Regions from separate parts of the Homo sapiens genome. Here region 2 is linked to region 1. Evidence: chromatin loops called from intact Hi-C (ENCODE). Cell type or tissue: endothelial cell of umbilical vein. All regions are shown on one strand.

Region 1 (8,000 bases):
ACTGCAGCCTCCACTTCCTGGGCTCAGGTAATTCTCCTACCTCAGCCTCCCCAGTAGCTGGGACTACGGGTGCACACCACCACACCTGGCTAATTTTTGAACATTTTTTGTAGAGACAGGATCTTACTTTGTTGCCCAGGCTGGTCTCAAACTCCTAGGCTCAAGCGATCCTCCCACCTTAGCCTCCCAAAGTGTTGGGATTAGAGGCATGAGCCACTCTGCACTTGTCCTGAATTTATTAACTCTAAAAGTATTTTGTGGATTAAGATTTTCTACACATAAAATAATGTCATCTGTGAACAGAGATAACTCTTGTTTTCAATTTGGATGCCTTTTCTTTCTTTCTTTCTTTCTTTCTTTTTTTTTTTTTTTTTTTGTCCAATTGCTCTGGCTAGGACTTCTGGTTCTTTGTTGAATAGAGTGGCAAAAGCAGGCATCCTTATCTTGTTCCTGTTCTTACCATCTCTTACCAATGGGTATCACGTTAGCTGTGGGTTTTCATATATGGCCTTTATTATGTGGAGGAAGTTTCCTTCTATTCCTAGTTTAGTGTTTTTCTCATGAAGGGTATGGAATTTTGTCAAATATATTTTCTGCATTAATTGAGATGATCATGTATTTTCCCTTCATTCTGTTAATGTGGTGTATTACATTGATTCATTTTAAAAAATTAGAGATTTATAATATTTTTATTTTTTGAGCCTGGTCTCAAATTCCTAACTTCAAGTGATCCTCCTGTTTTGGCCTCCCAGGTGCTGGGATTACAGGGCTGAGCCACCACTGTGCCCGGCCTTGATCCATTTTTGTTTAGTTTAACCATTCTCACATTCCTGGGTGAATCCTACTTGATCATGGTGTACAATGTTTTTTAATATGCTGCTGAACTCAGCTTACTAGTGTTTTCTTGAAGATGTTTACATGTGTATTCATAAGGCATGTTGGTTTACAGTTCTTCTCTTTTCTTTGTTTCTTTTGTTTTGAGACAGAGTCTTGCTCTGTCACCTAGGCTGGAGTGCAGTGGCAACATCTCAGCTCACTGCAATCTCTGCCTACCAGGTTCAAGCAATCCTCCTGCCTCAGCCTCCCAAGTAGCTGGGATTACAGTCGTGCACCACCATGCCCAGCTAATTTTTTTGTATTTTTAGCAGAGACGGGGTTTGACCATGTTGGTCAGGCTGGTCTCGAACTCATGACCTCAAGTGATCCACCTACCTAGGCCTCCAAAAGTGCTGGGATTACAGGCATGAGCCACCACACCTGGCCCATAGTCCTCTCTCTAGTTAATTTTTGGTGACCATCAAAAAAATGCCACATGAATGTGTTCGTTAGATTTGAAAATAACTAGACACTTGGGGCCACTGATAGACATGAACTTGCCAGTTGTTCTAGGCAAGTTGCAAGTTCCAAGTCTTGCCAGTTTACTTTCTGAGCATGTTCACATTTGCCATGAGGAAAACTTTGGGCTTATAGCTCTAAACTAGATCACTTTTCATCTATCAGGGGAGATCCTTTTGAGATGACCCAGGAGATAGCTTCTTTAAAAGTTATACTTCTTTAAAAGGTGATGTGGCTCACACCTGTAATCCCAACACCTTGGGAAGTTGAGGAAGGAGGATCACTTGAGGCTAGGAGTTTGAGACTAGCCTGGGCAACATAGTGAGACCCCGTCTCTACAAAAAAATAAAATAAAATAAAAAATTAATCAGGTGTGGTAGTGTTCCTGTAGTATCAGCTACTTGGGAGGCTAAGGTGGGAAGATCACTTGAGCCTGGGAGTTAAAGGCTGCAGTGAGCTATGATTATGCCACTGCACTTCAGCCTGGGTGGCAGAGTGAGACCCTGTCTCAAAAAAGTTTTTAATTTTTAATTTTAATTTTTATTTTTTTGAGACAGAGTCTCGCTCTGTCACCCAGGCTAGAGTGCAGTGGCACAGTCTTGGCTCACTGCAACCTGCACCTCCCGGGTTCAAGTGATTCTCCTGCCTCTGCTTCCCGAATAGGTGGGATTACAGGCATGCGCCATCACACCCGGCTAATTTTTGTATTTTTAGTAGAGACAGGGTCTTGCCGTGTTGGCCAAGCTGGTCTTGAACTCCTGGCTTCAAGTGATCCACCTTCCTTGGCCTCCCAAGGTGCTGGGATTATAGGCATAAGCCACCGTGCCTGGCATCTCAAAAAAGTTTTTTAAAAAAGGTGGGCTCCTATTTGGCTCCATGTGCTAAGGCAGGTACACCTCTCTCTCACTGCAGGTTTTCCAGAAGCCCCACGAGGTGGTAATGGTGCTGCTGATTCAGACCCTGGGGGCCCTCATGCCCTCGCTGCCCTCCTGCCTCAGCAACGGCGTGGAGAGGGCAGGGCCCGAGCAGGAGCTCACCAGGCTGCTGGAGTTCTACGACGCCACCGCCCACTTCGCCAAGGGCTTGGAGATGGCACTGCTCCCCCACCTACGTAAACATTCCTTCCTGCCAGTTCTCTAGCTTGTCTTTACTCGCTCTTTCTGAAGCTTCTGGGGCCTGGATTTGTTTGCCTTTTCAGATGACTGATTTTACAGAAATGGAAGGGATCGGTGTTTTCCTTCTCAGCAGATGTGGAGGGCTTTTCCATGAAAAAACATTGCCATCAAGGAAATAGTTGTTTAATATCTTTGCCTGGCTCCAGTGCTGCCTGGGTGCCTTACATGCTCTGGGGAAGTGATGGACACCTCTGTGGGGCTTGGGATATAAAAGAGGCATCACAGTGAGGCAGGTAGATGTTATGGCAAAGAGTTGGCGGCAGATTACACCAGGAGGCAAGTGTGCTTATCCTTTGAAGTCATCACGAAGCCTCAGACATTTCAACCTCAAAAGTCAGTTTTAGAGAACAAACAGGCTACAAGGGCTTTTTTTTTTTTTTTTTTTTTGAGATGGAGTTTCGCTCTTGTTGCCCAGGCTGGAGTGCAATGGTACGATCTTGGCTCACCACAACCTCCACCTCCTAGGTTCAAGCAATTCTCCTGCCTCAGCCTCCCAAGTAGCTGGAATTACAGGCATGCAGCACCACGCCTGGCTAATTTTGTATTTTTAGTAGAGATTGGGTTTCTCCATGTTGAGGCTGGTCTCGAACTCCTGACCTCAGGTGATCTGCCCGCCTCGGCCTCCCAAAGTGCTGGGATTACAGGCATGAGCCACTGTGCCCAGCCTACAGGGGCTTTTTGAAGGAGCAACAGCAAGTGTCCCAGGGCAGGGGAGCTGTGTTAGGACTACAGGTGGTTGTAGAGAAAATGGGCTTTCCCCGGTGGCCGACTGAGAGCAGAGCACCCCTTACTCCCATTTGGGTAAACAGTGCCTGGTGTGTGATGCTCTCCAAGCTCTTTCCCGTCTATGTTAAAAGCTTTATAAATTTTTAAAGAACACAGACCCCGTGACGCATGTTGCTGTCAAATCAGGAAATTGCTTCAGGAAGGCCTTGTTCTGCTGTTCGGCGGCTGTGTGTCACTGACTTGGTTTATTTAATAGTTCTTCTCTTTAATTACATCTGTGTATAATTGCCTTGTACGTTCCAGGGAGTGTGTTTATTGTTCGGATTCCTGATGACTCATCGGTGTTTTTGGCATGCTCACAGGTCAGGCCTTAGTTATGGGAAAGGCCCAGTGGATGGGGAAGCTTCCAAGGGACCGTGATGCCTTTGTGGAAGTGGCTAAGGAGAGTTGAGAGAGCTGGGCTAAGGCGAGTTGCTGCAGCACAGTGGGACGAAGGTGGAGCAAGGAATGGCTGCATCCTTCCCCTGGGGATGGATGTAGTGGGGAAGAGAACCACCCTTGAGACAGATCTGGAAGTGCTTTGCTAGTCAGCCATGGGACGAGTCTCACTCTCGCCCAGGCTGGAGTGCAGCGGTGTGATCTTGGCTCACTGTAACCTCCACCTCCTGGGTTCAAACAATTCTCCTGCCTCAGCCTCCTGAATAGTTGGGACTACAGGTGTGTGCCACCACACCAGGCTAATTTTTGTATTTTTTAGTAGAGATGGGGTTTCGCCATGTTGGCCAGGCTGGTCTCGAACTCATGACCTCAGGTGATCGACCCGCCTCAGCCTCCTGAAGTGCTGGGATTACAGCAGGTGTGAGCCACCATGCCTGGCTGGGACTTTAGATTTCATTTTTTTTTTTTTTTTTTTTGAGACAGAGACTTGCTTTGTTGCCCAGGCTGGAGTGCAGTGGCGTGATCTTGGCTCACTGCAACCTCTGCCTCCCAGGTTCAAGCAATTCTCCTGCCTCAGCCTTCTGAGTAGTTGGGATTACAGGCACACACTACCACACCTGGCTAATTTTTTTGTATTTTTAGTAGAGACGAGGTTTCACCATGTTGGCCAGGCTGGTCTCAAACTCCTTGCCTCAAGCAATCCACCCATCTTGGCCTCCCAAAGTACTGAGATTACAGGTGTAAGCCACCACACCTGACCTAGATTACTAATGATTCTCCCTGAGGTTTTCCAAAAGAGTTTTAGTTTTTCTTTTAACTTAAAAATTTTTTGGAAACACACACAAAAATAAAAAGAGAGCAAGAACAATCCATAAACTCATCAGTCAGAGCCACCAACAACATTATTTGCTTCCAGTAATACAAATATAAATATACATTGTTCACAAATATTAATATACTTAATATCTACCATATAAATATTATGTAATAAATACATAACATATTAAATATATTAAATACTTTTATATATTTACATGTAATAATATATGTTATATAATATATACAAAATATCTTAAAATATTGGTTGTAGACAGTCTTATATTTTCATTTTTTGAAATGCTCAAAATAATATAATGGGCATTTTCTTATGTCATTAAATGTTTTCCTAAGACATAGTTTTGTTGTCTTTATTTTTTTTTTGTTTTTTTGAGACAGGGTCTTGCTCTGTCGCCCAGGTTAGAGTGCAGTGACACTATCACAGCTTACTGTAGCCTTGAACCTTCTGGGCTCAAGTGATTCTCTGAACTCAGTCTCCTGAGTAGTTGAGACCACGGGCACATGCCACCAAGGCTGACTCATTTTTAAAAATTTTTTGTAGAGACAGGGTCTTCCTATTTTGCTCAGGCTGATCTCAAACTCCTAGGCTCAAGTGATTCTCCTGCCTTGGCCTCTCAAAGTGCTGGGATTACAGGTGTGAGCTACCACACCTGGCCAATTTACTACCATTTTTAATCACTATGATATATAAAACTATAATGAACTGTTTTATACATTAGTTTTTGAGCCTAGCTCCGATTATTCCTTAGGATAAGTTTAAATTTGCAGTTGCTCAGAAATGAAAACTTTGAAGATACTTGTCACATTTTGTTCTTTTTTTTTTTTTTTTTTTTGAGATGGAGTCTCACTCTGTTGCCCAGGCGGGAGTGCAGTGGCACAATTTCGGCTCACTGAAGCCTCCACCTCCTGGGTTCATGCCATTCTCCTTCCTCAGCCTCCTGACACATTTTGTTCTTTAGACCTGTTTTTGTATCTATCAGTAGTGAACGAAGGTGCCTGTGTTGCCATCCCCTCACCAGCACTAGATTCTTTTTTTCTCCTGTCATTGCCAGGTTCTTAGACAATTACTGATATGCCATTTTAGTTTTTCACTTTGGTTATTAGCAAGTTTGAAAGTTACATGATAAAAAGTATCTTTTCTCTTTTGAATTGCTTATTCTTTAGCCTGTTATTCTGTTTGGGAGTTTAACCTATTTCTGGTTAATTTATAAGAGCAATTTATTTAAAATAATATATTATTAAATATATTATAAAAAGCAACAAAATATGTATTATAAGAATTAATGATATAGAAATCTGTGACACAAAATAACTCTCCTATAATCCCACTTTAACCACTGTTACAAATTTGGTGCATATTCCTGAAAGATCCTTATATAGTGAGGAATTTTTACCATTGCTTATCAAATATGTTGTAAATATATTGCCTAACTTTTAATTTTACCCTTAACATTTTTTCTATTATTTTAATAGTTAATACATGTACCTAATACAATTCAAAATATAAAAGATTATGCAATATAAAGTAAATTTTTAAAAATTTAGGTTGACTTTATCATTATAGAAAAATCTAGGAAAAAACAAGGAAGGAAAAAGAAATCATTCTCAACTCACCATTCAGAAACAGCATTTTGGGCCAGGCATGGGGGCTCGCACCTGTAATCTCAGCACTTTGGGAGGCCAAGGTGAGGGAGTCATTTGATTCTAGGAGTTCAAGATCAGCTCTGGAAACATATACCCCATCTCTACAAAAAAAAAAAAAAAAAAAAAAAATTAGCCAGGTATAGTAGCATACACCTGTAGTACTAGCTACTCAGGAGGCTGGGGTGGGGAGATCTCTTGAGCCTGGGAGGCCAAGGCAATGGTGACCTGTGGTTGGACCACTGCACCTTAGTCTGGGGAACTGAGTGAGATCCTGTCTCGAAGAAAAAAGAAAAGAAGAAGAAAAAAGAAATAACACTTTGGATTCTATACATGTGCAGATTTGATTATTACCATGTTAGACCCACATTACTTTACCTAATCTCTACAAAACCTTGTAAAATTGGTGCCAGAAATCAAGAGCAGCAGACTTTAGCTGAGTGAGTATTGAAGGAGAAGTAGGAGTTAACTAGATAAAGAGGGGAAGGGACGAAGCCGGTCCTTCCAGACAGAGGATCAGCATGTGAACAGAAGGAAGCTTTTAGGAACTGAGAGAAGGCTGGGAGCTAGAGGAAGAGGGAAGGAGGATGAGGCTGTAGAAGTAATAATAAAACTAGCTGAAGGAGGGGACCAGAAGGATGTGAGGATACCAGTAAGTAGGCTATTACATTTACTAATCCCCTGTTGAGACTGTGTCCAAAGCTTTCTGATTCTGAGCCATGTTTCCATGAACATCCTTCTGTCTCTGTGTATTTGTTGATTTCTTTGAGATGATTTTCAGGAATTGAATTACTGTGTTGTAGAATATGCACATTTACATTCTGATACAGCGTGTTTTACATTTTTATGTGGTTGAACGTAGGAATTTTTGGAATGCCTGGGCTATGGGGTATCCTTTTGTTTTTTGTTTTTGTTTTGAGACGGACTCTCGCTCTGTCACCCAGGCTGGAGTGCAGTGGTGTAATCTCAGCTTCCCGGGTTCAAGGAATTCTCTTGCCTCAGCCTCCCAGGTAGCTGGGACCACAGATGCATGCTACCATGCCCAGCTAAATTTTTTTTGTATTTTTAGTAGAGATGGGGTTTCACAGTATTGGCCAGGGCTGGTCTCAAACTCCTAACCTCAAGAAATCCGCTCACCTCGGCCTCCCAAAGTGCTGGGATTACACGTGTGAGCCACCACGACCTGCCAGTGGGGGTATTCTGTTTCTAGGAAGTCCTAGGAACATGTGGCATGGGAATTGTTCTTCCTGTATTGCCTTTTCTCTGTGGCAGTTCTTTTTTTTTTTTTTTTTTTGAGATGAAGTCTTACTCTGTCACCCAGGCTGGAGTGCAGTGGCATGATCTTGGCTCATTACAACCTCCACCTCCTGGGTTCAAGCAATTCTCCTGCCTCAGCCTCCCGAGTAGCAGGAATTACAGGTGCCCGCCACTACGCCCGGCTAATTTTTGTATTTTTAGTAGAGATCGGGTTTCACCATAATGGGTAGGCTGGTCTCAAACTCCTGACCTCAGGTGATACGCCCACCTCCGCTTCCCAAAGTGCTGGGATTACAAGTGTGAGCCACCGAGCCCAGCCTCTGTGGCAATTCTTGAACCTGACCTTGATGAGGGTTATCTTTTTTTTTTTTTTTGAGATGGAGTCTCGCTCTTGTTGCCCAGGCTGGAATGCAATGGTGTGATCTCAGCTCACCACAACCTCCACCTCCCAGGTTCAAGTGATTCTCCTGCCTCAGCCTCCCGAGTAGCTGGGATTACAGGCATGTGCCACCATGCCCAGCTAATTTTGTATTTTTAGTAGAGACAAGGTTTCGGTTTCTCCATGTTGGTCAAGCTGGTCTCAAACTTCTG
Region 2 (8,000 bases), 290 kb after region 1:
GAGATTTCTATTTGTTATAACACTCCAATTCTGAGATTTTTAAAAAATGTCTTCCCAACCAACGATGTAAACTAGCACTAAATCTGTCATTCTGATTTGACCTAGTTTGGTTCTTTACACATTTGCAGGGGCAGAGCTTCAACTTGAACTTAGGGCAGTGTGACATACATGCTCTTACTCTGGAACACGTTGCCCTAAGGTGCCATTGATTTACATTTTTGTACTTCTTGTCCGCTTACGATATTTTATATGGTTGTTATTCTGGTCAGACCACTTTGGATTATGATTTTTAAATGCAACTTGTAAAACATTTTTTACATGTTTCTAAAGAACATTTGTAATACTGTTTAATGATTTATATGATATCACTTTGCTAAGTGATAATTTACTTATTCTGTCCTCTTCCTTTGGACGTTTTCCTCCCTACTCTTTTTTTTGTTTGTTTGTTTTACTATAATGAACATGAATCGTGTTAATAACTTTTTGCTTTGTTGGATTGTTTCTTTAGGATACATTTCCAGACATATACTTAGAACATCAAAAACGTATGGACATCTTTTTGATTTCTCATGTGTTATATTATGTCGCATGTGTTATGTTATATGTATATATATATATGTATAACACATATATATATGTCATGTGTTATATTATGTAGGGAGGAAAACGTCCAAAGGAAGAGGACAGAATAAGTAAATTATCACTTATCAATGTGATACCACCATATAAATCATAAAACATTAAACAGTATTACAAATGTTCTTGTTTGAGTTCTTGTTTTCTTGAATCTGTTTGAGTTCTTGTTTTCACTTTTTTCAGATCATATAATTCTATGTTTAACTTTTTGAGGGACTGTCAAACTATCTTCCACTAACTGCACCATTTTACATTCTCACCAATAATGGATGAGGGTTCTGATTTTTCTGCATCTTCACCAACATTTGTTAGTTTCCATTTGTTTTTGATTATAGCCATCCTAGTGGGTGTAAAGTGGTATCGCATTGTTTTTTTTGTTTGTTTGTTTGAGACAGGGTCTTGCTCTGTCACTCAGGTTGGAGTGCAGTGGTTCAGTAATGGCTCACTGCATCCTCAACCTCCTGGGATCAAGGGATCCTCTTGCTTCAGTTCCCCTGAGTAGCTCAGACTACAGGTGCGTGCCACTATGCCTGGCTAATTTTTGTGTTTTTGTAGAGATGGGGTTTTACCTTGTTGCCTAGGCTGGTCTTGAACTCCTGGGCTCAAGTGATCCACCCGCCTTGGCCTCCCAAAGTGCCGGGATTACAGGCATGAGCCACCACACTAGGCCTCATTGTGGTTTTGATTTACATTCTCCTAATGAATAATGATGCACTTTTCAAGTGCATATAGTTCATTTGTATATCTTTGGAGAAATGTCTATTCAGGTCTTTGCTAATTTTTGAATTAGTTTTTTGTTAGTGGTGGTGATGAATTGTTAAGAGTTCTTTATATATTCTAGATGTTAATTTCTTATCAGATATATGAATAGCAGCTATTACCTTCCACTCTGTCATTCACTCTCTTGGTAGTGCCTTTTCAGGCACAAAAGTTTTTTTTTTTTTTTTGAGATGAAGTCTTGCTTTGTTGCCTAGGCTGGAGTGCAGTGGCACGATCTTAGCTCACTGCAGCCTCCGGCTCCTGGGCTCAAGCAATTTTCCTGCTTCAGCCTCCTGGTTAACTGGGATTACAGGCGCCCACCACCACGCCCAACTAATTTTTTGTATTTTTAGTAGAGACGGGGTTTCACCATGTTGGCCAGGCTGGTCTCGAACTCCTGACCTCAGGTGATCCACCCACCTCGGCCTCCCAGAGTGCTGGGATTACAGGTGTGAGCCGCCGTGCCCAGCCAAGTTTTTAATTTTGATGACGTCCACTTTTTCTAGTTTTTCTTTTGTTGCCTGTGCTTTTGTTCATATTCAATAGATCATTGCCAAATCCAGTGTCATAAAGCCTCTATGTTTTCTTCTGAGAGTTTTATAGTTTTAGTTCTTATGTTTAGGTTTTTGATCCATTTTGAATTAATTTTTGTATTAATTTTTGGTAAGGGTCCAACTTTATTCTTTTGCATGTGGCTGTCCAGTTTTCCCAGGACTATACCCTGGTTGACAAAATTGTGCTTTCCCTGTTGAATGATCTTGGTACCCTTGTTGAAAATCAATTGATCATATATGCGAGGGTTTATATCTTGACTCTGTGTTCTATTCCATTGATTTATATGTCCGTTTTTATTAGGCATTATCTTTATGTATCTTTACCCCACTGTTCTCATTGCTGTAGCTGTGTACAGTAGTAAGTTTTGAAATCAGGAAGTGTGAGTCCTTCAATTTTGTCTTTTTCGAGATTGTTTTGCTTCAGTGTCTTGAGATTATTCCATATTAATTTTAGGATGGACTTTTCTATTTCTTCCAAAAGATGCTGTTAGGATTTTGACAGAGATTGCCTTGAATATGTAGATTGATTTGGGTAATATTGTCATCTTAACAATATTAAGTCTTTTAAGCCATGAAGATGGGATGTCTTTCCATTTATTTATGTCTTTAATTCCTTTCAACTATGTTTTGTGGTTTTCAGTGTACTGTTTTTTTCCTTCCTTGGTTAAATTTATTCCTAAGTATTTTATTCTTGTTGATGCTATTGTAAATGGAATTATTTTGTTTTATTTTTGGATTGTTCATTACTAGTATATAAAAGTGCAATTGATTTTTGCATGTTGATTTTGTATCCTGCAATTTGCTGAATTTATTAGTGCTAACAGATTTTGGTGTGGAATCTTTAGGTGTTTCTACATACAAGATCATGTCATTTGTGAAAAGAGATCATTTTTCTTCTTCCTTTTCATTTTTAATGGCTTTTGTTTCTTTTTCTTGCCTAATTGCTCTGGCTAGAACTTTTCATACTATGTTGAATAGAAGTGGTAAAAGTAGGCATCCTTGTCTTGTTTCTTGAGCTTAGAGGAAAAGCTTTTAGTCTTTGACCATTCAGTATGATGTTAGCTGGGGGCTTTTTTATATGGTGCTTCTATCATGTTGAGGAAGTTTCCTTGTATTCCCAATTTGTTGAGTGTTTTTTTTTTTTTTTTTTAAATCATGAAAGAGTGTTGAATTTTGTCAAATGCTTTCTTCTGCATCAACTGAGATGATCATGGTTTGCTTTTTTCTCATTATTTTGTTAATGTTACGATCAATTTTCATATGTTGAACGTCCTTTCATTCCAGAAATAAATCCCATTTGGTTATGATGTCTATTTAGATTTTGAAGACTGTTTTTGATTTTTAAACTTTATAAGAGCTCTCTATAGAATATGTGTGTGTGTGTGTGTGTGTGTGTATAAGGTAACAACTTTAAACATTTGGTACATTTGATAAAAATATTTCCCTCATTCTCTTCCTCTTTTAGTTTGGTACTTTTGTATATTACAGAAAGTTTTAATTTATATTTTTTAACCTGACCTTTTCCCTTACTGCTTTTGTTACTATATAGCTGAAAATGGTATTCTTGTATATAGGATAATTTTTCTTTCTTTCTTTCTTTTTTTTTTTTTTTTAGCTTTGTTTCTACTGTGTTCTAAAATATTTACCTCTTTAGAATATGGAGTTTACTTTGGTGAATGTGTACAGTGAGGATTTCCTTTAAGGTTTGGTATTTCCCATCTCGTGTAGTATAGTGAGTGGTTAGTGTTCAAATCCTGGCTGCACCACTTGCTAGCCTCGAGACCTTTGGCACTTAACTCTTTGGGCTTAATTTCCTCATGTGTAAAGTGGAGATAAGAGTATATCTGTTTCATAAGGCTGTTTTGAAAACAAATGAGAGAAAAACTTGGCAGGGGGCCTGGCATGCCATCAGGGCTCACTGAGAGCTAACTGATGTTGTTACCATTGTTACTCCAACCTTATGATCATCCTGCTTATTTACAAAAGGTTTCTCTGTATTTAGAGTTACGGTTTATTTCTGAATTTTGTATTCTGTTTCATCAATTCTTTTACTGGTGCTGTTTAGTGTTATTGTTGCTTATTCTTCTTTCTCATGCTACTTAAAGTTTCTCTAAATTTTAGAATCATTTTGTCAAGTTTCAAAAACAAAGTAATCTGTTCGATTTGTGTGTGTGTGTGTGTGTGTGTGTGTGTGTGTGAGAGAGAGAGAGAGAGACAGGGTCTCACTGTGTTGCCCAGGCCGGAGTGTAGTGGCATGATATTGGCTCACTGCAGCCTTGACCTCCCAGGCTCAAGTGGTCCTTCCACCTCAGCCTCCCGAGTAGCTTGGACTACGGGTGCATGCCACCACGCCTGGCTAACTTTTGTTATTTTTTTGTAGAGATGGGTTTTGCCATGTTGCCCAGGCTGGCCTTGAACTTCTGGGCTGAAGTGATTTGCCCATCTCTTCCTCCCAAAGCGCTGAGATTATAGGCATGAGCCACTGCGCCTGGCCAATCTGTGTGAATTTTAATTTTAAATATATGCATTAATTTGGGGCAGGTAACCACGTTTGCTGAATGCCTGCCTGTCACTGATAAAATCAACAACTTTCCACAAAATATCAACTAAAAATGCTATAGTAGGAAAGCCTGAATTGACCGATAACTGAGGAAGAAATGGAAAGCTATTAAAGAACTGCCTGTTCCCTCAAAGGGTAGCAGGATTGGATGGATTTTTTCATACATTCTTCCAAGGATCAGATAATCCCCATGTTGTATGAACTGTTTAAAAACATATAAAAATCAGTCTCAGAGGCAAAATGATTCGGTTTCCTAAATCCATTGCCGTCTCCCCCCAACTCCCTCATGTGCAGTGATTATGTCTTATTCAACATCGAATCTCTGTGCCTGGCTTGTAGGAGGTGCACAACGTGTTGATTAATCTGAGAGGAACGTGGCACAACCAAAGACAGCTTGCAGAGCAGCCAGCCCCAGCCTCTGATGTTATAAATGTAGATGTGCTGGTGGTGGGCCAGTTCTGTCGTGGGCTTGGGTCAGACCTCACTTGAGGACTGTGATTACTCTTGGGCTTTAAGCTTTGAGAGGGGAGAGGAGAAATTAGAAAAGGAAATGGCGGGCCTCGTATACAGGATTTATGAGCAGGTTGTCTGAAAATAGGATGAGTTGCCTCACATAATAGTATTTTTCCTATCATCACACAAGCTTAAGCAGAGTCTTGGGTGATACTGTAGGGGGGCAGTCACATGCTTCATAGTGGATTGGGCTGGATTCACTTACTTTCTTTTCTTTGTCTCTTGCTGCTTTCTTCTGACTTTTGAGCTTATAAAAATGTATGTTAGAAGCAGTGTTGACAGTGTTTGGCAGCTTTATGGGTGTGTGAAGAGTGGATAAGGAGGAGGAGATGAAAATAACGTAGAGGTTTTAAAACGGTGTTTGGGGATGGCACTCTTGACGATTGGAAAAATAAAATGGAAAGCCATTCTGGAGGTGGGTGGATAAGTTTCGTTTTGGTTGGGTCATACAGTATTTGAACCTAAGAATCCCAAGAAAACTTTTATTAAAAGCTATATTTATTGAATGTTACCATTTTCAGGTACTGTGCAATGTGAATCATTTAAGTTTTTGGTGACCCATGTAGAAAGGAACTGATCTAGTCTAAACATGGAACTATCTCTTAAATCAAGATAACAGCTGTAATCATATAGATGCTTTTCCTGAGTTAGTTGTTTTATGTCTTCCTTTGTGTGACTTAAAGTTTTTAGTTTGACTCTGCTACTTTTGTTCTATTTGTGCGTGGCTTGATGGATTTTTCCTGTCCCCATCTATACACTCGTCACAATGAGGGGCTACTAAATAAGGCAGTGTTCTCTGTTTGTGTAGTCCCCACAGCTGTTTCCTATAGTAAAGACTCTGGAAAACAATGACCTCATAGTTTCCACAAAAAAAAAAAAAAACCTTTTATATTTAGTAGGGGAAAATAAATCATTCAAAATTCAGTAATTTAAAGTTATGTCCTCTGTTGCTTCTTCCTTCAAAAATATTATTGTTTGCTCTGCTAATTAATTGTTCATTGGCTGTTCCTCAAATGACCTTTTATGTTTAACAAACAACATTTTTGCAGTGGAGCACGTCGGGATATCTTGTCTTTCGTTTGATTGTGATCTTTCTCTATTTAGAAATCATTGTTTTAAGCCATGGACTGTGGCAGTTCCTAGAGCAATTGGCCAGTCACTGAACATCTGTTGCTTCTTCCCTCCAGCTGTTGGGTTCGGATGGTAGCAAACAGTGTGTCCACAAATAAACAGTTGACGCTTTAGAAGATTTCATAGGACTGGTCAGGAAATGCCTTTGTTGGTATCTGCTTCTACTGGAAGGACCCCTTCTTTGTAAACACATCACTAGCTCAGTATATGTTTTGGCTTTAATTCTTGGTATTCTTTTGATCTTGAAGAGCAAGGCAGAGAGCCATCTGATTGTCAGGAGATTTAAGAAACAATAATAATCACAGTGATGGAAATGCCGCTTATTTGTGTAGGGCCATATCATTTACAAAGTGAATTCATGTACACAAGCCCAGAGAGAAAAGCAAGCTGATGATGGCAGGTTCCATGTGCCTTTTATGGTTCATTAGAGTTCTTCAGCATCAAATGCCCTCCCATTCATTGCTACACTCATTTTACTGCTTGCTCATTTCAGTCCTTTGGTACTCTAGTGACACAACAGGTTTCTGTGTTTGATCCTGTCCCCAACAACATTTTTGCCTGTGAGTTGGATGAGGACCTAACCTAGGTATATTAATTGAATTTGTAAATGTCTTCTACAAAAATTTGGCTGGGCATGGTGGCTTATGACAGTAATCCCAGCACTTTGGGAGGCTGAGGGTGGAGGATTGCTTGAGCCCAGGAGTTCAAGACCGCCAGGGCAGCATAACAAGATCCTGTGTCTACAAAACTAAAATAAAATACAACTTTAATTTGTTACTATTTTTAGACAGTCTTGCTCTGTCGCCCAGCCTGGAGTGCAGTGGCATGATCATAGCTCACTGCAGCCTTGAATTGCAGGGCTTGAGATCCTCTTGCCTCATCCTCCCGAATAGCTAGAACTGCAGGTGCACACTACCATGCCTGGATAATTTTTGTATTTTTTTGTGAGATGGGGTATGTTGCCCAGACTGGTCTCAAATTACTGGCCTTGAGTGATCCTCACACCTTGGCCTTCTAAAGTGCTGGGATTACAAGTGTGAGCCACAGCGCCCAGCTGAATTTCTAAATGTCTTGACGGGTATAGCGTATACTCCAAGTTAGAGAATGCAGGTCCGTTAAGATCTTTAATTAAAATTAACAGCTAAAATGGAATAGAATCCTGCATCTTGCATTTGGATCCAAAAATGAACTAACTACCCCATAGCACCTATGTGAAAGGACCTGGGTGTGTTACTAGCACGTGACTTACGCTGATGTATCTGCCAAAAATGTTTAAGGTTTTTATGCTACCTTCAAAGAAGTATCTTGATCTGGGGTGGTGGGTGATAGTGCTGTTCCTGTCAGACCACACCTAGGATTTTATGTTTACGTGTCATTCTGGAAACCTAGGATATCATGTAATTTCTGGGCTGACAAACTGTAGTGTGTCTAGAGTTGGTGGTGGAAGACTCCCTAGGGGAGTCTTTCAGCAGGGAGAGGGGATTGCTTTGAGAGAAAGCATTTGTCTTTGCACATAATTCCAACTCCTGTAGTTCCGGCCCTCATTATGTCTCAGTCACACAATTGCAGTAGCCTTCTAGCCCCTCCGCTGTTGCTAAACTCTGTCCTTTCTAATTGGTAGTTTTTCTTTTTTAAAATTTTATTATATTAAAAAATATTAGTTGGGGGGGGGGTGTCACTTTGTTGACCAGGCTGGGCTCGAACTCCTGGCCTCAAGTGATACTCCCATCTTGGCCTCCCAAAATGCTGGGATTATGGGCGTGAGCCACCACGCCTGGCCTAATTGATAGTTTTGGTTGCTGCCAGATGAATCTTATTAAAGTTTACTTGAAATTACATGTTTTCCT

Evidence for each region. Peaks named below come from ENCODE experiments on the same cell type or tissue, not always from the same donor. Only the 100,000 strongest peaks of a DNase experiment are listed, where the experiment ranks them.
Region 2: a loop joins it to region 1, with 8 times the contacts of the local background. A loop is called at or near these places in 3 of 110 quality-filtered maps.

What each region holds. Positions count from the first base shown.
Region 1 is chr16:23,419,195-23,427,194 of GRCh38, reverse strand. COG7 (component of oligomeric golgi complex 7) reads left to right here. Exons shown (of 17, transcript NM_153603.4): 7 at 2,248-2,446. Among named protein-coding and RNA genes, the nearest start is that of COG7, 30 kb to the left of the region's middle. RefSeq lists an enhancer at 2,382-2,927. In endothelial cell of umbilical vein, no CTCF peak of the experiment used is centred here; a DNase peak (open chromatin) is centred at 3,554; H3K27ac peaks cover 2,315 bases.
Region 2 is chr16:23,130,237-23,138,236 of GRCh38, reverse strand. The region is part of intron 1 of USP31 (ubiquitin specific peptidase 31); the gene reads left to right. Among named protein-coding and RNA genes, the nearest start is that of USP31, 15 kb to the left of the region's middle. In endothelial cell of umbilical vein, no CTCF peak of the experiment used is centred here; DNase peaks (open chromatin) are centred at 3,846, 4,976, 5,786 and 6,216; H3K27ac peaks cover 4,262 bases.